Regions from separate parts of the Mus musculus genome. Here regions 1, 3 and 4 are each linked to region 2. The links are chromatin loops, found by intact Hi-C in ENCODE. Cell type or tissue: gastrocnemius. All regions are shown on one strand.

Region 1 (5,000 bases), 57 kb after region 2:
TGAGAGCCCCATGGCTTTGTTGGCTGACCCAGCTCCAGCTGCTGAGTAAGGGGTGGCCTCTGGCTTTGGGTTGATGGATGTCCCCAGGGTGGGCTTTAAGGGTGCCTGGTGACTGGCAAACGCAGGGTTAGAAAACAGTGAAAGCTGGGGTTCTTGGGAGATCCCTCTCCTGGGGTCCCACTCCCATAACAGAGGGTCTCAGGGGAAGCTTGGCCTGTAGGTTCTGGGGAGTCTCCTTCCAAGAGAGCATTGCCTGTGCCTTTCTCCTCCAGCCCCCTAGGCATCACCCTTCTTCCTCTCCCCCAGCCCAGGTCCTGAGGACATAGGCCCTCCCATTCCAGAAGCAGATGAACTGTTGAATAAGTGAGTTCTGGGAGAGGTGGGCAGGGGAGCGGGGACAGGTGGGGAACACAGGAGCCCTCCCATTCTGACTCCCACCACCTTGCCTAGGTTCGTGTGTAAGAATAGTGGGGTCTTGTTTGAGAACCAGCTGCTGCAGATTGGAGTCAAGTCTGAGTTCCGGCAGAACCTGGGTGTGTCCTGGTGGCCCAGAGGTGGAATAGGGGTGCTGGGGAGGGGTGGGGTTGTTGGCAGTATCCCCTGGCTGGGCTGGTGGCAGGGTATGGGATCAGAGGAGCTTGGATGGAGCCCTCACCCACCCGCTGCAGGCCGCATGTATCTCTTCTATGGCAACAAGACTTCTGTGCAGTTCCAGAACTTCTTGCCCACCGTGGTCCATCCTGGGGACCTCCAGACTCATATCCTGTGTTCTTGTGCCCCACCCCACCCCAGTAAGCCCCTGGGAAACACTTACCAGGTCCATACTTGCTCAGTCCCTCCCTCTGAGTTAGGCACATGTCATTTGTAAAACTATTCATAGCTGGTAGACCTCTTTACTCTGGCACAGGTGACAGTAACCCAGTATGCAGTATGTGACTTCCAGCACACCAGGTACCCTGCCAGGCACCTTACTTTTGCTGCACTCAGGTTAACCAGGGATGCCTGCAGTGTTGGCCTGCACTACATCAGCTGAGTGACTTGCCTCCTAACCCTCCGGGGGGTAGCTTCTCTCTTTCTGCTTATGAGGATCTTGTGTTGTTTGTGAAACTTTAATATCACCCAGGCTGACCTCCACTTGCTCCGGAATGGGCTGGCTTTGAGTCGAGGTGAGTCTTCTGTCTCTGCCTCCCACGCTGTGAGTGTAGGTGTGCACCAGTGAGCCTGGCTTCCGTGGCTTTTTTGGAAGAGCAGTTGGGATGTCCTGGAATGTGTATGGCAGAGCCAGGCCCCCTCTCCCTTATATTGGCCTCATTCTGAATGTGTGAGACTAACTGGCCTTTCCCCTTCTGCTTCGTTCACCAGCCTTTCCAGAGCCCAGGGTAGAAAGCTCTGTCAGAAGTAGGGCAGAGTAGGTGAGTGTAGATACCAGCCATTTCCATGAAATCAGACCTGTGTACAGATGGTGACAGTCATTGCTTCCATCTGGGTGCATGACCACTACTAACACAGGCATGTTGTGGTGCTGGGTGCTTTCATCTATTCCTCAGGACACTTTTATGTACCTAGTTTGCACTGGAGGCTAAAAGTCCCAGCGTGCCCACTAGGGTCCATTGAAGCTAGGAGTGGAGGCTGGAGAAGTATATTCCCAGGGGTCCCAGATCTCACAGGAGGAAGGAGGAGTTAGGTGTAGGCCAGTTGCAGTGGCCCAGAGCCTCTAGCTGCTGGGCTTGCGCTCCTCAAGATGCCTCAGTTGTGCCACCGCTGTCCCTGGCTTCCTTGACTATGGAGCCACAGCTGGCGGTGCAGACCAAGCGTGTGGCGGCACAAGTGGACGGTGGCGCACAGGTGCAGCAAGTACTCAACATTGAGTGTCTGCGAGACTTCCTGACGCCGCCACTGTTGTCGGTGCGCTTCCGGTAAGTGCGAGCAGCACCGTGTGGGCTGTAGGGCAGTGAGGCAGTGTCTTCAGGGATGGGGCCCAGCTGAGCTGCTCCTCATCTGCTCAGGTACGGTGGCACCGCCCAGTCCCTCACTCTGAAGCTCCCAGTGACCATCAACAAATTCTTCCAGCCCACAGAGATGGCGGCCCAAGACTTTTTCCAGCGCTGGAAGCAGCTGAGCCTGTGAGGGGCGGGGCTGAGGGGCGGGGCAGGGCTGAGGGCGGGGCCTCAGATGCCTGACAGTGCTTTCAACCTTCCAGCCCCCTGCAGGAGGCACAGAAAATCTTCAAAGCCAACCACCCGATGGATGCTGAAGTTACTAAGGCCAAGGTGAGACAGACGGGCGTTTATCAGGTGCTGGGACCAGTTCTCACCCCTGAGAGTTTAGCCTGCAGTAGGCTGGAGGCTTCTCAGCTCTGCTTCCCTAATACCCATGTCGTTGCAGCTTCTGGGGTTTGGCTCTGCTCTTCTGGACAATGTGGATCCCAACCCTGAGAACTTTGTGGGTGCTGGAATCATCCAGACGAAGGCCCTGCAGGTGGGGTGTCTGCTTCGGCTGGAGCCCAATGCCCAGGCCCAAGTGAGTGCAGAGGGTGGGCATCCCTGTGACCTCACCTTCCCTGCGAACCCCGCCTTCCCTGCACCTAGCCCTCCTTCCTGTGCTTCTCATTAACTTCTCCTCTGGCTTTTTTTTAACCTACCTTACCCCTCTGACTTTGTACCCTTGTCGGGCTCTCGCCTTTCCACACAGATGTACCGTCTAACCCTGCGCACCAGCAAAGAGCCTGTCTCCCGTCACTTGTGTGAGCTGCTGGCCCAGCAGTTCTGAGCCCTGGACTTGCCCTGGTATATGGCCAGTGCCAGGCAGCCCTGGGATGGAGGCAGCTGTGGTGGAGCGGGACAGCGAGGGGCCCTCCAGTGGCGACAGCAAAGAGCCCGGGGTGGGGGCGCCTGGGAGCTCCCTCTGGCCTTTTGTATTTTATTTTTGTTCATCTGCTGCTGTTTACATTCTAGGGGGGGGTCAAGGGAAGCACCCTCCCTCCCTTGTCCCCCGAAGCACAGAGGGGAGAGGGGCCGAGGAAGTAGGTACCTCTCCCCCCCCTTCCCTGTCACCCTCCCCCTTCCTCCCTTTCCCCATCCAGGGGCTGTGTATTATTGTGAGCGAATAAACAGAGAGACGCTAATATTACCCCAGCTATTGACTGCCCACCCTGAGTGATCAGAGGAGCGGGGTGAGGGCTTGCAGAGTGCGGGTGGCTAGGCTTCGCAGCCCGTGGGTGGGGGTGTGAGGGGAGAGCAGCAATAGTAGCAGCCGGAGCCCTAGTTGCACAGCCACCAGCTGCCACCCCATGCCTGGCCCTAGCACGAGATAACAGGCTCTGGGCATCTGGGCTGGGTAGACTGTGTCCTCTTGTTTCTCTGCAGGCCCTGGTTCTGAGGAAGGACAGAGAGGACTGTGTTGAGCAGCACAGCCTCCTCATTGGGCCTGGTACCCCTCAGCCCAGCCCATTCCTCCACAGTAACTCCCAGATCAGCTTCTTCCCGCCTAGCCTTGCGGTCTTCCTATGACCACCGTGTACTCACAGACCTAACGTGCAGTGGACCCCAAGTGCCCTCAGCACTGGTGTCACCCTCCAGAGGATCACACCCTGTCCTCAAGTGCAGGCCTCCAGATTTGCACACTTGTGAGGTCTTTATCCGGCTGGGCACCGTTAGGTCCCTGCCTGTGTCTCTTGGGGCCTTAGGGACCTGGGACAACTTCCCAATGTGGAGTCTGCAGGCTCCTCACTTGCCTCAGCTTGAGCAAGGCTGTGCCCAGCACTGTGGAGGGTGACAGGAGTGGCTGCTTGAGCACTGCCACCTAGCATTGCTCAGCGGTTAGGATCACCGGGATCAGCACAACTGACAGTGCTTGCCTAGGAGGCTGGAGCAGTAAGTTGTCAGGTCTTTGGAGGTACTAGATAGCCCAAGTGGCCTCAAACCCGTGGTCATTCTGCCTTGGCCACAGTAGGGCTGACATTCCAGGCATGGGACAAAATGTCCAGCCTGTGCTTACTGTAAAAACACTGACTGAAGAAGAAGTCAGGGATTTAGTAAGATTGACAGGGGCAACTCAGGCATGTGGTGCATTCTCGGCTTCAGGGTGTACATGCCATGTGGGATCCATGCCCACCACTCACCTGGCGGGAAGTGGGTGGTGGCCACCAGCGTGTAGAAGTTTCTAAGGAGGCGCCTGCGCTGCTCAGGGGAAGGCTCTAAAGAAGAGGGAGCACCTTGACTAGGTGGCCTCTGGCTCACGGCCCTCCCACTCACTGCGTTCCCACGCACCTTTATCCTTGGAGGGCTCCACAGTAAAGAGGCAGCGTCGCAGTTCCAAGTGGAGTAACAACAGACTGGGGGAAAGCACTATCAGGCTGTGGGGAACTGGCAGAGCAAATGGCCTTCCCGGCCCTGGGCCCAACCATCGAGCCTTACCCAAGAATATCGCTGTGTAGTGGGAACCCTTCGGGTAGCGCCCTAGGGCCCAGTGGCAGGCAGGCCCGGAGGGGCTCCAGTAGAGGCTGCCACCAGCGTTCCATTAACTACGGGGGTGAGATGGGGAGCGAGGTCAGGGCTGGTTGGCCAGGGCCTGCATGCAGCAGGTGGCGCTGTTGGAGGGGATGCACAGGGGCAGCACTGCAACAGTCCGCCTCACCTGTGGGTCCAGCTGGCCAAGGGGCGGGCGCGGCCCGCACAGCAGACACAGCTCCAGGCCACGCAGCAGCGTCAAGGTCAACAACCTGTGTGGGACCTGTAGCCGGGCACAAGATAGGGCTAAGCATGGCCCCGCCCTGCTGGAAGCCCCGCCCTGGTCCCGCCCACTCACCGTGGGGCTCCCGTGGGGCAGATACACCGGGTAGTCTCGAGCAGCTTGTGGTGGCAAGGACCCCACCAGCCAGGGGAGTAGTACAGCTTCAGGCATGCCTAGGCGCCACCAGCCCTCTGTCGCTGCCACCACTCGGCCTGATACAAGCAGGCTGACAAAGGCTGTGCCAGTGGCCTCTGCAAACCCTGAAAGGG
Region 2 (5,000 bases):
AGACAGCCACGTGGGGTGGGATGCAGAGGGGAGAGTGGGGTTCAGCTGTAGAGCATCAGTCCAGAATCCCCCACTGAAGAGCTAAGGGCTTGGCTCAGCGGTAGAGCCCCTGCCCGGCATGCTACAGGTCCTGGGGTCAGTCCTGGGTGATGGTGGTGGCCCATGACTTTAATCCCAGCCCTCAGGAGGCAGAGGCAGACAGATCTCTAAGTTCAAGGCCAGCCTGGTCTACAGAGAGTTCTTGGACAGCCAGGGCTACATAGTGAGACCCTGTCTCAGAAAAAAAAAAAGAAAAAGAAAAAAGGGGAACAGAAAAAAGGGGGAGGGAGGAAGAAAGAGCAGAGCGGAGAAGGCATGGGGGGAAGGGGCGTGGTTAGTTGGGAGGGGCATGGTCAGAGGAAAGCCACTGATTTGGGGGCAATTGGCCTAGGGAGGTCAGGCTTGCAGTGGAGGAAAGAAATTCTTTTCTGTGTGACCACCGGCTACCCTCAGGTCCAGTCGCAGCAATGGCTGCTGTCCACCAGCCAGGTCCCTGTGCAGCAGACACACCTGATTGATGTCCACAATTATCCGGATTACGTTTCCTCTGGAGGTGGATTTGGGCCTGTGAGTGAACTGGACTGGGTCCAGCCTCTGGGCAGCTGGAGGGTGGGGGACGGTGCCCTGCGGGCGTGAAGGGTAGGCTGGGCTATTGGCTTGCTTCACTCTCCCTGCTCCAGGCCCATGACCATGGGTATGGTATCTCCTACATCTTCATGGGGGAAAACGCAATCACCTTCCATATCTCCAGCAAGAAATCAAGCACAGAAACAGTAAGAGGAACTTAAGTGCCTTCTTTCTCTCTCTTTAAACTCTGGGATTGAGCCCTTCAGATCCCAGAGGTCCCTGATGTAGCCTCCTCCCTCAGAACTGCCTCCCGGGCCTCCTCCCTCAGACTTGTCTCCCGGGCCTCCCCTAGCGCCTTATCTGCTTCTCTGCAGGACTCTCACCGGCTGGGGCAGCACATCGAAAATGCCCTGTTGGATGTAGCCTCCCTGTTCCGGGTTGGACAGCATTTCAAGCGCCAGTTCAGGGGGGAGAATTCGGATTATAGATACAACTTTCTCTCCTGTAAGACTGTGGACCCCAATACCCCTACATCCTCCACCAACTTGTGAGCCCCTCAGCAGGGAGCTGGTCTCCCTCAGGATGGAAGGTGTTGCTCCCAGGGCTTGGCTGGCGCAGACAGGGGTATCGGGGATTCCCACACCCACCTGGTAATAAAGATGTGAGTTGGGTGCAGTATCCACTGTGCTTTTCTGCGGGGCATGGGTGGAGTGGGGGGTGGGGCACCCCTTTCACCCCACCTTGACTTCCCAGTTGTCATCACCTTAACCACAGCCCGCACTACCACCTGAGCAGGCTCCATCCCAAACTCCCTGGCCAGACCTGATCAGTCAGCTTCTCACAATCAGGCACCTCATTCCTGTCACCCAACACCAAAGGTCCGTCAGACCATCTCCACACTGAGGTCTGGACAGCAATTCTATCCTGCGAGGAGAAAGGATCGAGGCAGGGTGTCCTGTAGTTCAGGCAGGCTGCTCTGGAACTTCCTATGTAGCCACACTCTTGATTCTCCTGTGTCTGCTTGGATGATGGACTATACCACTGTATCCTACTATTGAAAATCAACTCAGAGGTAGGAGGATGCTGAGTTCCAGGCTAGCCTGGGCTACATAGCAAGGTCCAATCTCAAAGTGTGCTTGTGTGTGAACCGGGGGGTAAGGGGATTGTCCCTTTAATCCCAGTATTGGGAGGCAGAGGCAGGGAGATCTCTGTAAGTTCAAGGCTAGCCTCACCTGGCCTTATGCAGTGAGTTCCAGGATAACTAGAGCTACATAGTGAGAACCTGCCTCAAAGCAAAGCAACCCAAAACCAAAACCAGTAACAGAGCTTTATCCTTAACCGAATGCCTCTGAGGATTGCTGGGTCATTTTACTGCCTCATCTGCAAAATGGGTGAAGGACTCTTCTAGGACTTGGGGGACTGAGGGCCAGCAAAACTCCAGGACCCTCTGTCACACAGCCTCGGGGACATGGTCTCTTCCTCTTCTGCTCCTCCTTCCTCCTCCTCTTTGTTCTTTCCATTCCCCCCTTCCCTTTCTCGCGGTTTAAAGTTTGTTTTTTGTATTTTATTTTATGTGGATCAGTGTTTTGTGTGTGCCACGTGCAGTGTACATGAAATGCCAGCAGAGGGTGTCAGATCCCCTGTAACTGGCTAGATAATTGCCAGCAGCCACATGAGCTTGGAAATGAACTTGGGTCCATTGCAAGAGCAGTAAGCACTCTTAACCACGGAGCCATCTCTCCAGCCCCTTTGTTCTTCTGAGGCAGGGTCTAATGAAGCGCAGGCTAGCTTAGGCTAGCTTAGGGTTCTTGTGTAGTCAAGTCTGGCGCACCTGCATCCTGGGTGCCAACTTCAAGCTCAGCAAGTGCTCTACGGTGGGAGCTGCATCTCTTTTCCATTTTGCTTTTGGGACAAGGTGTCACCATGTAACCCAGGCTATCCCAGAGCCCATGGAAATCCTCTTGTCTCGCATCCACGCCTGACGAGTTGGCATCAAAAAGTATAGTTGTCAGAATTCATGCCAGCATGAGAGGCCATTTATTGTTCAGAGCCTGGACTCCCACGTTTAGGGGGAGCCCCTCCATTGCTTCCTCCCCCCATTGCCCCCGTGGACCCCTCAAGTGGCAGGTGGCTGAGTTGGTCGTGGAGGGAGCACATCTTCAAATGCATATAGTCCAAAGTGGCCACCTTCTCCCTGCAATGACAGCCAGCTGGGGATCAGTACTGTGGGGAGGCCAGCCAGGATAGGGTGGGTGACAGGCAGGAGGAGGAGCCAGGCCCTATCCAGAGACCTCACCCTCCTCCCATGCCCTCCGCCTCTGTCCTCACTCCGGCTTCATCTTGTCCGTCAGCAGTAGGTTCTTGGCCCGAACGGCCTCGTCTTGGGCCAACCGAAGGGTGGAGCTCAGGGCCTCTGCCCTGACGTGTTTGGCCAAGGCCTGGCGCTCCAGCTCCTGGGGAGAGGAGTGTAGGCGCCGCTGGGCTTACTGGACTGGGCTGGGGGTGGAGGGGGAGCTGGGTCGCGGAGGGCAAGGGGCAGGGTCCCACGGAGCCCGCATACCACCCAAAGTAACCCGTCAGGCCTTGACTTTGGGAATTACCCCCGGGGAATCTTACAATTGACTGCTCTCCCCAACTGCATCTGGCAAGAAATCCACCAATGTCCCTAGTGCACTGGCCCGTGTCCCAGCAAGCTGGATCACATCTGAAGTTCTGTCCCCTTAATGCCTGTGAATTTTCCTATATCGTGTTTATCCCAGCATCCTGTGGTGCCCTTCTGTGTCCCATAATTCTCAAGACCCTGCATCTGTGACGGCAGCATCTGTCACAGGAATGGTCCCTACTGTTACAATGTTCTAAGTCACACAGCTCACCAGGCCCCATGACTTTTTATGTACTAGTGGGGCTGCAGCTCACTACAGTTCATATCCCATCATCCCTAAGGCCACAAACCCATCATGCATGAACCTCCATAACCCCCAGTGCAGGCCTCCAATGCAGCCCCAGGCCATGACCTCCCATGCATTCCTGGGCTGCTCAGTATAATTTGGATCCCATCATTCCATAGGCCAATAGCATGCACTTGCTCTCTATATCCCACAACGGATAAGACCTCAAGTTATAATAACTCTAGGGCTGTGGCTTGTGTTGGTGGGTCCCCCAGTCTAGCATCAAGGGTCCCTCTGAGTCCAGTGACCTCCCTGAAGGGCTACAGAAAATCAGGCCCATGTTCCATGAGCTATAGAGTAGAATCTGCCCCATATGTCCCGAGATATCCCAGACCCAGTGTCTTATCATGCTTTGAACCAAAGTGTCACTCCAGGTTGCAGAGTGACTGAGCTACAACACAAGCTCTTTGTCCTGCCTGCACAGAGGCAAGGCCTCCCCTTCCTGCCACAGGCTCCCCAAACCCTGCAAAACACAAAAGTAACGTGGGTCATGGCAACCCACGGTCCCTGGTACCAGAATCTTCTTGTGTAGCCTCTGGCAACTGGGGCAGGCAGGAGCCAGACCCTTCTGCTTCACCTCATCCACCAGCGGGGTCAGCGCACGTTCCAGCAGCTGCTGCAGGGACTCCGTGGATAACTGCTGCCCCTGGCTGGGAAGGAGGGTCACCAGATGGAGGAGGCCTGGTTAGGCTCCATCTGGCTGGTAATTTTTATTATTTTTGTTTGTTGAGACAGGGTCTCTCTACATAGCCCTAGCTGTCCTGGAACTCATTATGTAGATCAGTCTGGAGTGGAAGTCACAGAGATACCCTGCCTCTGCTGGAATTAAAGGTATGAACAAGCACCAGGCCCGGCCCTGTTTCTTTAGGTACCTGGTGAAACCATCCCAGCACTCGGGAGGCAGAGGCAGGCAGATTTCTGAGTTCTAGGCCAGCCTGGTCTACAAAGTGAGTTCCAGGACAGCCAGGGCTATACAGAGAAACCCTGTCTCAAAACAAACAAACAAACAAACAAACCCCCAAAACAAAAAACAAACAAACAAAAAAACCGAGTTAAAGCTGACCCTATGTTGGACTGGAAGCCCACTTTCAGCTCTTTCCACAAGACATCCAGTTCTCACTTTCTTTGTGTGTGTATTGTGTGGAGAACAAAGGTTGGTAATGTCTTGCTCAATCAATTCCAACTTATATGCGTTTTTTAAGATTTACCCATTTATTATGTATACAGTGTTCTGCCTGCAGGTACACCTGCAGGTCAGAAGAGGGCACCAGATCTCATTCTAGATGGTCATTGAACCACTCTGTGGTGGCTGCCTGAAAATTGAACTCGGGACCTCTGGAAGAGCAGCCAGTGCTGGCATCTCTCCGGCCTATTTTACTTTATTTTAATCTATGCATATGAGTGTGTGGATGTGTGGCTATGTGCCTGCGGAGCCCAGTGGAATTG
Region 3 (5,000 bases), 230 kb after region 2:
ACTTCCTATATTAGCCAGTAATTCCCTTTCGTAAAGAAGCTCTTGGCTTGGTAGGAAGTCTCTATTTAATAAGCCATTGAAAAATGAACAGGGTGTAGTGGCACACACCTGCAATGCCCCAGCACTTTTGGTAGTAGAGACAGGAGAATCCAGAGTTCAAGGTCAGGGCAGAGGAGATGACTCTGGGTGAAGCTGTTGCCTTGGAAACAAGGATCCTGAGAATCTGACTTTGAAGAATACTTCCCCCAACGAGGGGCCCGAGAGAAGAAAGATTACATCCCTAACTGGGAATACTGTGAGAAATGTGTAGCACAGGGAGCAGACGGAAGTCTAACCAGCAGTGATGTAGACAGCTGACATTCCGCACTGAGCCCCAGTGCTGCAGACAGCAACCAGGAGTGGACTGAAGAGGTTAGAATGTCTCCATGCTGTGGTTACAGCAAAATAAAGCTACATCTGTTCAAAAGCTACGGGTGAAGAATATAGAAAATGTGGAAGCACGTGACACTGGTGGGGAATCGATGGAGGGTCTCCACGTGGAGGTGAGGAAGGGGCTTTCCCACCTGGCAGTTACACTTCATGGCAAGCGGGCATACACAGTACAGAGGAGCAGGAAGACACACACTCGGGAGAAACTGAGTCTCTAAGCTATGCAGATAGAAGAGATTGGTGCTTTCATGTTTCTGACCATGTTTTTATAATGAGCATAAGTTACCTGACCAAAAAATTTCATGCATACATAAAGATGCCAAACATCACTGCCAAAAACTCAAGCAGCTACTGTCCCCCTTTTGGATGGGAAAATGTCACAGGCTGCTCTGTTGGCAGGGAAGCCTGGCTTCAGCTGTCCCAGTGGGACAGTGAAGGGACGAGGTAACACATGAGGTCCGTTTTCCTCAATCTTGGACCCCACCCAATCTCAACTAGTTATTGGTTCATGGTATTTCCTGTCTGCTTAGGAACCTGGGTGCTTTGGCAAAGGGAGCCAACTAGAGTCTTCTTTGGGACTTACATATGTGGTTGCTAGGTAGAACATCTCTGAGCAGGTGGTAACCATGTGAACTGCCGCAAGTTCTCAGGGCTGAAGGGATGGCTCGGCAGTTAGGAGCATATACTTACTGTTCTTGCAGAGGACCCGACTGCAGTTCCCAGCACTCATGTCGGGGTGGCTCCCAACCATCTGTAACTCCAGCCCCAGGGCATCCAGTGCCCTGTTTTGCCTTTCTTGAGTATCTGCACCCTTGGGCACATTACCATACATAGACACACACATACATATAATAAAAAATAAAAACCTTAAAAAAAATAAAACTTTGTACCATGTTGTGGTGGTGCACACTTTTCATTCCAGCTTAGCAGGCAGAGGCAGGCGAGTCTCTGTGAGTTCGAGGCCAGCCTAGTCTACAGAGTGAGTTCCAGGACAGCCAGAACTACACAATGAAACCCTGTATTGAAAAGCAAAAAATAAAAAACAAAAATAAACTTTAAAAAACTTTGCTTAAGGGGGCTGGAGAGATGGCTCAGTAGTTAAGAGCACCGACTGCTCTTCCAGAGGTCCTGAGTTCAGTTCCCAGCAACCACATGGTGGCTCACAACCATCTGTAATGTGATCCGACACCCTCTTCTGGTGTGTGTGAAGACAGCTACAGGGTACTCATAATAAATAAATAAATCTTTTTAAAAAATGCTTAAGCTATTTTGATTCTGTATATGAAAGAGTCCAGGCAAATTCATTATGGCAACAATAGTGATCATTATTGCTGACCCAGTACATACCATGTATTAATATCACCACATGCAATGGACTGTTCTAACCTTGTTCAGGGTACTGAGTGATTTAACTACCAAATGGCCACCTAGATTGTCAGAGAACTGCTGGAGCCAGAGACACTAGGCATGGAGGTCAGCAGGGAGGAAGGGGGCTTGAGATGAGGGTGGGCCCAGGGGGAGTTCTCTTCAGAGAGAGAGGATGCAGGCCTCAAGGACCAGCCATTAAAATGGGAAGAAGAGGGAGAGTGAGATGGATCCCTGGGTAAAGACACTTGTCACTATGCCTAGCTCCCTGGGACCCACATGATAGAAAGAGAATGGACTCTCAGAGGTTGTCTTCTGACAGCCACGCAAAACACCACAACATATGCACGCCCACAATATGGACACACACATGTACACGTGCACAAACACAGATAAGTTCAGTTGAAAAGAAATATGTACAGCAAAGGACCAGTTATTTTTTTTATGACACATTTAATATGCTCACATAAGAAATACCAAAGAATGAAGGTTGACTTCTCTGGAGTTGGGACATGGTGCTGAGCATAATTAGTAGCATGAACATAGCATTAGTAGCATTTAATTTTGCTGGGAGTGGCTTCTTTTATGAAACACGGGGGTTATACATCATTATCTACAAGGCAAGTGTGAAACCTAAATTACAGATCCAAATTTGCTTATTTTATAAAAGAAGGGAAGAGAAATGAGATTTTACTTGGTGTGTAATGGGATCCGCGTGAGACAGAAATGGAGACAGGAAGGACCTGTGAGCATGCCACTGCTATACCAGATTTGTCCCCTTAGCTGTCCAGTTATTATTTTTAAAAGGGAGAGAAAGACAGGCCGGGCAGGGAGTCTGCAAGCCTGCGCAGAAAGCCCTGAGCTATGAACGCCCACGGAGGGCAGGGAGTTAGATGGTTACAGGTCCAGGAGGGGTACGGTGACACATGCTTGTGATCCTGGCAATGGGACACTGAGACAGGAAATTCAAGGCTTCGCGGCCACCTGGAGCTACAGAGCAAGGCACTGTCCCAAACACAGGTAAGAAAGGGGACCAGCCTTCCCAGGAAGGCTGGGCGGGCTCCCCCACCCCCACCCCCGTGCCAGAAGCTTCTGGAATTTTGATTCATGGTACAGCTCCTTCTGGCCAGGCTCCACGCAGCCCCAACTCTTTCATAGTGAAGTCCACCTACCACATCCTTGAAGGTCACCAAGTGTGCAACGATGGAGAAGATAAACCAGTATCTAACCAGCAGCACATCGGAAGAGTCTTTCCCCGCTGCTTTTCTGCCCTCTGCTGGGAGGCCTATAGAAGGTACTTTTTTTTTTTTTTTTTTCTATTTCTTTTTCTTCTTTTCCTTTTGGAAATGGCCTCACAATATAGCCGTGGCTGGCTAGATTCAAAGTGATCTTCCTGCCTCTGCCCTTCAGCACTGGCATTAAAGGTGTGCACCACCATGCCTGGCTCTACCTCTTCTTGGCACTCACTGTCTGGAAACTCTCACAGTCGCTACGTGAATGGGTGAGGTGCTAATCCACCCTTAGCTGAGCTGTGGAGCATTGCACACGACAGCTGCATGACACACACATGCTATCAAGCCTCTGTCGGTGTGCAAGATACACGAGGAAGTCCAGTGTTCCCCAGGATCCAGTCTCTGATGCCACCCCAAGATCCTGCCCCAGGGATGAGGCTCAGGGATGAACACAAATATCCTACTCCACTTACTGGGTGACATGAAGTCTGCTAGACTTTGTCCTGAGGTCTCATCTCAGAGCATGCTGCCCCTGCCCTCCCAACTCCCCACAGTTCCCAGCAGTAAAAGTTCCCCCTCACTGTGGCTCTTCCCTAAGGAGTGGAGGGTAAAAGAATCTCACAGCATACATGGAAGACAGTATTCACTGGGGTGGGGGGGTCACCTCGGCCAAGGGAGCCCAAACTCACTTGTATTGGTTCTAAAGCTGACCTGGTGTACAGGGTCTGGAGTATTCACAGACTCGCTGTACATAACTTGAGATTACTTTGAAATGCAGGTCCTCCTTTCCTTCGCCTTCCAAGTGCAAGAATTACATGCTTGCGCCAGACACCCTATTTACACAGAGAAGGCACTGGGCCCAGAGTTTCCTGCATGCTATGGTGCACTCTACCATCCAGCCCCAGAGTGAGTTTCCTGCATGCTATGGTGCACTCTACCATCCAGCCCCAGAGTGAGTTTCCTGCATGCTATGGTGCACTCTACTATCCAGCCCCAGAGTGAGTTTCCTGCATGCTATGGTGCACTCTACCATCCAGCCCCAGAGTTTCCTGCATGCTATGGTGCACTCTACCATCCAGCCTTTTTGTGGGTTCTGGGAGTGGAACTCAGATCCTCAAGCTTGCAAGGCAAGGACTCCACTGACTGAGCCATTTCCCTAGCCTGACCTTGAACCGACCTTTCTTAGCCAACTCCCATGCGCTGCGATTCCAGGTGGACACCAGCTCTCTCAGCTTATTCCAGGCTGGGGATAGAACCTAGAGTTTTGTGCATGGGAGGCGATCTTTCTATCAATAATACATTTTATTGGGATAAATGTAAGGGTGTTTGGGGTTTCCCTCTTTTCTTTTCTTTTCTTTTTTCTTTTTTCTTTTCTTTTCTCTTCTCTTCTCTTCTCTTCTTTTCTTTTGTTTTTTTTCTTTTCTTTTCTTTCTTCTTCCCTTCTGCAATTTTCCCACTGAACTCTGCCATTACCCTTACTTCATGGGAATTTCCCAGGGACATGAACAATGGATAATTAAATTGTGCTGAAATTATAACGTGATGAGGACTTCTAGGGAACACAGTCTGGGAAGGGGAGACAGACAGTTATTAAAGAATTACACCATGGCAATTATCACAGCTTTGGTGCAGACATCCCAGGGGGATTCCTGTGGGAACCCAGGGAGGCAGCTGACAACTTCCCTGGGCTGGGTGAGAGTGAGAGAAGGCTGGCAGCCAGAGAATCTAAGGGGCTTTTACAGCCTGGCTAGGCAAGGTATGCATGCCTGCAATCTCAGCACACAGCAGGCTCAGGCAGGGGGATGGCTGAGAGTTGGAGGCCAGTGTCAATTACATAGTGATTTTGAAGTCAGCCTAGGCTTTATAGTGAGCTCCAGGCTAGTGTGTGTTACAAAGTGAGTTCCAGACCAGCCTAGCCTAAAGTACTGGACTCTACAAAACCAGGCATTAGAGATCCAATGCAGAAGTTAAGGG
Region 4 (5,000 bases), 210 kb after region 2:
TGGGGCGGGCTTTTCCTTCTACTGCGCATGTCTGACGTCAATCTTGATGAAATACGTGACAGCCACCAATCAAAGGTCCTGTTGTCATTTTTAAACTCTCCTTGCTTCTGTGCTCTCTCTGTAATCTCAGTTTTGCCTTCAAACTGTATCTATGGCAACCCGCTGTCACCTCCAAATGGAATTTTCGGGGTGTAGAAGGTGAAAGTAGTCCTATAACAGGGTAGTGGGCCATCCAACCTTGGTGTCACTTAGCCATGAATCTGTTTCCTCTCTACTTCCTAGAGGGCTCAGTGGGTGGAGACCACAGGTGGTGGGTCCTGGAATTTGGCGCGGAGTTACCTGGGTGGGATAAATTTGAGGAGAAGTTTCTGGAACCGGAACTTCCTCGGAGGAATTTCCCCCTGTACTCTGAGGGAGCCCTCCTCATGAGGAGTTGGGTTTTCTTGGGATCCTGGAAAGCATATGTTCTTTGGGTTGCCAGCCATGCTGAGGTACGGAGACACGGAGCCATGCCGAGGTACGGAGACTAAGCCCAGGCGCCCATGGCCTTAGTCCTCTGTGGCCGGGGTGGGAGGCCCTGACAGAATGCTGAACCCTTGAGTGCTCACAGCCGGGCGTAGGCCCGGCTCTTAAGCGGGGGTTTCCTCTCGCGACCAATACCTACAATAATGGCCCAGAGACATCTATTGCTTCAGTTTCGGGGTATCAAACCCCCTCTTGGGCTTCTAAAGGCACTTAGGTGTACACACATAGCACTTTGAAGCAGTCATAAACAAATTTAAAAGGAAAGATTATTTGTATCTATTATTTGAGCATCTCAAATATATACTGTTATGTTCTATTTAAAAAGCCAGGGAAGCCAGGGATATGTTTGGTAGGGCGAGGTATGGTGCTGGGGAAGGGGGTGCCTCTGCGGGCCCATGCTGAGGCATCCCTTCCCCTTGAGGTACCAACCACAGTGGGTATAGTGTAGAATAGAGTTTATTTAGGGCATGGGGAGGGGAGTTGAGAGGTAGTAGAGACAGAGAAAGGTAGGGAGAGGGAGTAGAGGCCGGCCATGAACACGTGTAGAGAGAGGGGAATAGGGCAAGAAGGGACAGAGAAGGAAGAGAGTGTGGGGACTGAGGGGCAAGCAGCCCCTTTTATAGTGAGTCAGGCATACCTGGCTTTTGCCAGGTAACTGTGGAGTGGAGTGTAGAAGAAATGCTAACATTCCTTTGTTTTGGTTTAATTTTAAAAAAGGAAAAATTAGAAAGAGGCAACGGTGAAGCAAAAAATAGGGTCATCATGATCTTTAGCTAACTTTCTGTTGTTATTGGGGCAGTGTGTCTCTGGGAAACCTAAGAAGATGGGGGTGGGGATGTTGGTGAAGTCTTAGGAGAATTGGCTGTGTCCTTGCTGCTCAGGGTCTGTGGAACCAACTGTGGATAGATCAGAAGGAGCAGGTCCAGTAGAAGTATCTGTGGCTGTAAGAGAAAATTGGAGCATCTATGGGTTGTTTCTCTGGAGCTGTCTTATGTGTAGATTTTGAGTAAACGCTTGGATTTGGCAAGATGCTGAAACACACACACACACACACAGGAGGTAGAGAATAAAGTTAAGTACGTTTGGGAGAAAAAAAATTAGGTCTTTGGGGTAAGAGGAGTCCCAATCCCAGGAACAGGAGAGCAATCTCACCCTCTGGAATAGGTAGCCAGTGAGAACGTAGGCTATTGCTTGGCAGGTGTACTTACCTGGATGGAGACTATTTAGTCCATAAGAAGTAGATTGGAGTGGGTTTCCTGTAGTTTGTAAGTTTATAAAAGAGATAAATTTGTTAACAGCATGAATAGTCTTTAAGATGAGCTTAAGGAGGACAAAAACTTTTCATGGAGCAGAAGGAGCAAGAAGGGATTTTTTTTTTCTGTCTAGGATACTGAATGTGTACGTACATATATTTCTACATATGTATATATATATATATATATATATATATATATATATATGTATATATATATATTTACATATGTATATATATAGTAAAATGAGAAACAACCTTAAGTCCATTGTTAAAAGACAACCAAGGAAACTTGTATTTGAACTTGTGAATATGAAAGTGGATCATATAGTGGAATGTCTTTTATTAGGGTTAGGCTGGTTTACAAGAACTCCACTGGTTAATGTTAGGACAATGGCATAGCAAGGAGAGGAAATCTGAAGCGTTTAGTCACTGGAGAGCGAGTTTAGATAAGGAAGTAGCAGAAGGTTACACCTGTGAAAGGTTACATAGGAACTTGTGTATCGTTATCATGAAGTCTGCGAGCAAGGCAGACCTGTCTGACTTTGGTAAGAGATCTGGTAGTCTTAGCTAGTTAACAAATTGACTAATGAGCTAATATAGTTGTGGATTACCTTAGAGTAAGGAGTTAAGTCTGTTTTCTAGCCATCAAGCTTAGCTGTCAAATCTGGGAAGAATAAATTATAATCTAGGTGTCATGTATTAATTAAAATGACAGAGGTTGGTCTATAGTCCAAAAAGTTTCCAGGTCCCTGTGGTCTCCATGGCAACTTGGGCAGAGTCGGTCTGTCAGGCCCAGAAGATGAAAAACTTTTTCCTGCAGAGTAAATACGTTTGAAATGAGAAATGACCAACCTTGACTTAAGCATTATAAGACATTTGACTCTCAGGGTATCTTGTTTGTCCACAGTATAGACCAGGCCCTGGCAGGGGACAAGGCAATGGATTGGTGCTTCTCAGTGGTTGTCATATCACAATCCAGCAGTCTTGTCACTGTGTCCATTATCTTCTCGGAGACCTTGGGGAGTCACTATTAGGCTTTGGAAGTCTCTGTCTGTCATAAACTTAAACGTTATTATATTTAGCAGATTTCTGTATTTAAGGCAGTGATCTTTAACCTTTTACTGTTTAGAAATCTCAGCCTTAGCGCCATCTTCCTTGAAACTATTGCGCCATGAGTGGCAGAAAAAGCAAAGCGCTAGAGAGGAAAGATGAGGCAGCAGTTCAAGTATCTTAGAACAGCAGAGACAGGCATCCAGATGAATCTGAGCGGAACAGTGCAGCTCGCTTGGCGGCCTGTGGTGGCCGCTGTGGCCGAGCAAAGTCCCTGCAAGAAGGGCGGGATGGATGGCTGTGGGAAGGCGGAGCGGTTGCGGCAAGTGAGTGGGGCGGGGGCGAGAGCTAGGGCCTGAAGAGGTGTTCTAGTCTAGCGACTCTGCTCAGGCCGTGCAAAAGAGCTTGCACACGTGCCACGAAGCACTGAATAGCGGAGCTGACTTGAGGCAGGGGGTAAGAGAGAGCTGAGGATAATTAGGCAGCCGATGTGGGGCAGCTCAGCAGAGCAGAGAGTGTGAGAGTGAGATGTGGGCGGGGTGCAGGTGGGCACTTTTCTCGGGGCTGGGAACTGGTAGTAAGAGAATGCGGGAGGAGGGAAATTGCCTATGGATCTCTAGCGAGAGCTTTTTTCACAGTGCCAGTTAAGGGGCTATGCAGAGATACTGCTGCTTAATGAATACAGAGACCAAGTTTGGCCTGTGAATTAGACCGGGAGGCATCCAGGGATGCGGTGCTAACACAAGCAGGCATCCAAGTCTTAGTTTACCGGGTCATCATGTGGAAGCTAGTGGTTGAGTGGGCCCCGGGCCCACGGGAGAACAGTTTACCTATGTTTAGGATTTTTTTTTTCAGCAGCGACAAAAAACTGCTTCCAAGACAGAGAGAGGGTTACCCAAGGATTAGAGGTCCTATAACAAAGGGCCCGCGAGAAGACTAGTCATAAAGACTGAATGTCTTTGTCCTCAAGGACACGACAGGGTGGCTGCGAGCTCAACAGCTCTCTCTTGGGACAGACAGATGTTTACACGTACCAGTGGGGGGAGGAAGCTCCCAGTTCTCCGAAGGTTGGGTAGATTGGTCTAGTGAGCGATCCGGTGGTTGCCCATGTGGCAGTGGGAGATGTGAACCTCTGAGTTTCTAAATCCGAGTCTCGGGCACCAATGCTGTGATTTATAAAAAAGAAAGGGAAGCCAGGGATATGTTTGGTAGGGTGAGGTATGGTGTGGGGGGAGGGGGTGCCTCTGTGGGCCCATGCTGAGGCTCCCTTCCCCATGAGTTACCAGCCACAAGGCAGGTACAGTATAGAATAGAGTTTATTTAGGGCATGGGGAGAGGAATTGAGGGGGTAGTAGAGACAGAGAAAGAGAGAGAGAGTAGAGAGTAAGTAGATGAGTAGAGGCCCACCCATAGAGATAGGGGCAGGGGAATGGGGGAGAATGGACAAACAGTAAGAGTGAGGAGGGGGTAAGCAGCCCCTTTTATAGTGAGTCAGACACACTTGGCTGTTGCCAGGTAACTATGGGGTGGAGCCTAAAAGAAATGTTGACATATACAATGTATCTTGTTCATATCCACCTCTCACTTTCCACTACCAAAAGGTGTGGCCCAGTATGGCCCCAAACTGGCTATTTGGCCTTTACCTATTCAGCATGACCAGTGTAGTTTATGTATATAACCCAGGCAGATCCTCCCATGTGCAAATTTATCTTAACATCTAGTTTATAATACCCAGTACAATGTACATGCTATGCAAATAACTATTATACTAAAAATAGTAGCACCTGTATATGTTGGAAACATACAGAATTTATGTTTTCTTTTATGTACATTGGTGATTTGACTACATGTATGTCTGTGTGAGGGTGTCAGGAGTCCCTGGAACCAGAGTTACGGACAGTTGTAAGCTGCCATGTGGGTGATGGGAGTTGAACCCCAGGTCCTCTGGAATAGCAGCCAGTGTTCTTAACTACTGAGCCTCCAGCCTCGAAAGATAACAGGATTTTTAAAAACCATAAAAACCATTTTTTAAATGAGTTTGACTGGATCTGTGAATGGAGAACCCATAAACATACATTGTTTTTGTTACTGTGGGTCATGGCTTAAGGAAAATATAGGTAGTGTAGAAACAGCAGTTGTCCAGGTAGAATGAAGAGATTAATTCACCTGC

What was found. Hi-C counts contacts between places; a loop is a spot of excess contacts. Peaks named below come from ENCODE experiments on the same cell type or tissue, not always from the same donor. Only the 100,000 strongest peaks of a DNase experiment are listed, where the experiment ranks them.
Region 1: it touches region 2 in a loop (1.9-fold over the local background); 17 of 42 quality-filtered maps call a loop at or near these places.
Region 3: it touches region 2 in a loop (2.4-fold over the local background); 20 of 42 quality-filtered maps call a loop at or near these places.
Region 4: it touches region 2 in a loop (2.5-fold over the local background); 2 of 42 quality-filtered maps call a loop at or near these places.

What each region holds. Positions count from the first base shown.
Region 1 is chr7:44,898,507-44,903,506 of GRCm38, reverse strand. It overlaps Fuz (fuzzy planar cell polarity protein), which reads right to left. Exons shown (of 11, transcript NM_027376.3): 6 at 4,807-5,000; 7 at 4,636-4,731; 8 at 4,416-4,522; 9 at 4,269-4,333; 10 at 4,121-4,195; 11 at 2,883-3,374. The coding sequence ends at 3,160. Ap2a1 (adaptor-related protein complex 2, alpha 1 subunit) reads left to right here. Exons shown (of 24, transcript NM_007458.2): 16 at 1-45; 17 at 307-363; 18 at 451-533; 19 at 669-758; 20 at 1,793-1,916; 21 at 2,007-2,123; 22 at 2,201-2,270; 23 at 2,386-2,520; 24 at 2,692-3,134. The coding sequence ends at 2,769. Among named protein-coding and RNA genes, the nearest start is that of Fuz, 4.9 kb to the right of the region's middle. In gastrocnemius, CTCF peaks have their summits at 2,247 and 4,601 (motif pointing right); a DNase peak (open chromatin) is centred at 4,704; H3K4me3 peaks cover 619 bases; H3K27ac peaks cover 863 bases.
Region 2 is chr7:44,955,656-44,960,655 of GRCm38, reverse strand. Tsks (testis-specific serine kinase substrate) reads right to left here. Exons shown (of 11, transcript NM_011651.2): 9 at 4,069-4,204; 10 at 2,935-3,059; 11 at 2,621-2,800. The coding sequence ends at 2,644. It overlaps Cpt1c (carnitine palmitoyltransferase 1c), which reads left to right. Exons shown (of 19, transcript NM_153679.2): 17 at 493-606; 18 at 720-812; 19 at 981-1,284. The coding sequence ends at 1,157. Among named protein-coding and RNA genes, the nearest start is that of Tsks, 15 kb to the right of the region's middle. In gastrocnemius, CTCF peaks have their summits at 2,221 (motif pointing right) and 4,810 (motif pointing right); DNase peaks (open chromatin) are centred at 2,275, 3,017 and 4,149; H3K4me3 peaks cover 395 bases; H3K27ac peaks cover 2,103 bases.
Region 3 is chr7:44,722,548-44,727,547 of GRCm38, reverse strand. No RefSeq gene overlaps it. Among named protein-coding and RNA genes, the nearest start is that of Izumo2, 16 kb to the right of the region's middle. In gastrocnemius, a CTCF peak has its summit at 3,059 (motif pointing left); no DNase peak of the experiment used is centred here.
Region 4 is chr7:44,743,427-44,748,426 of GRCm38, reverse strand. It overlaps Zfp473 (zinc finger protein 473), which reads left to right and starts at 78. Exons shown (of 5, transcript NM_001289836.1): 1 at 78-517. In gastrocnemius, a CTCF peak has its summit at 3,073; DNase peaks (open chromatin) are centred at 296 and 3,122; H3K4me3 peaks cover 1,004 bases; H3K27ac peaks cover 1,016 bases.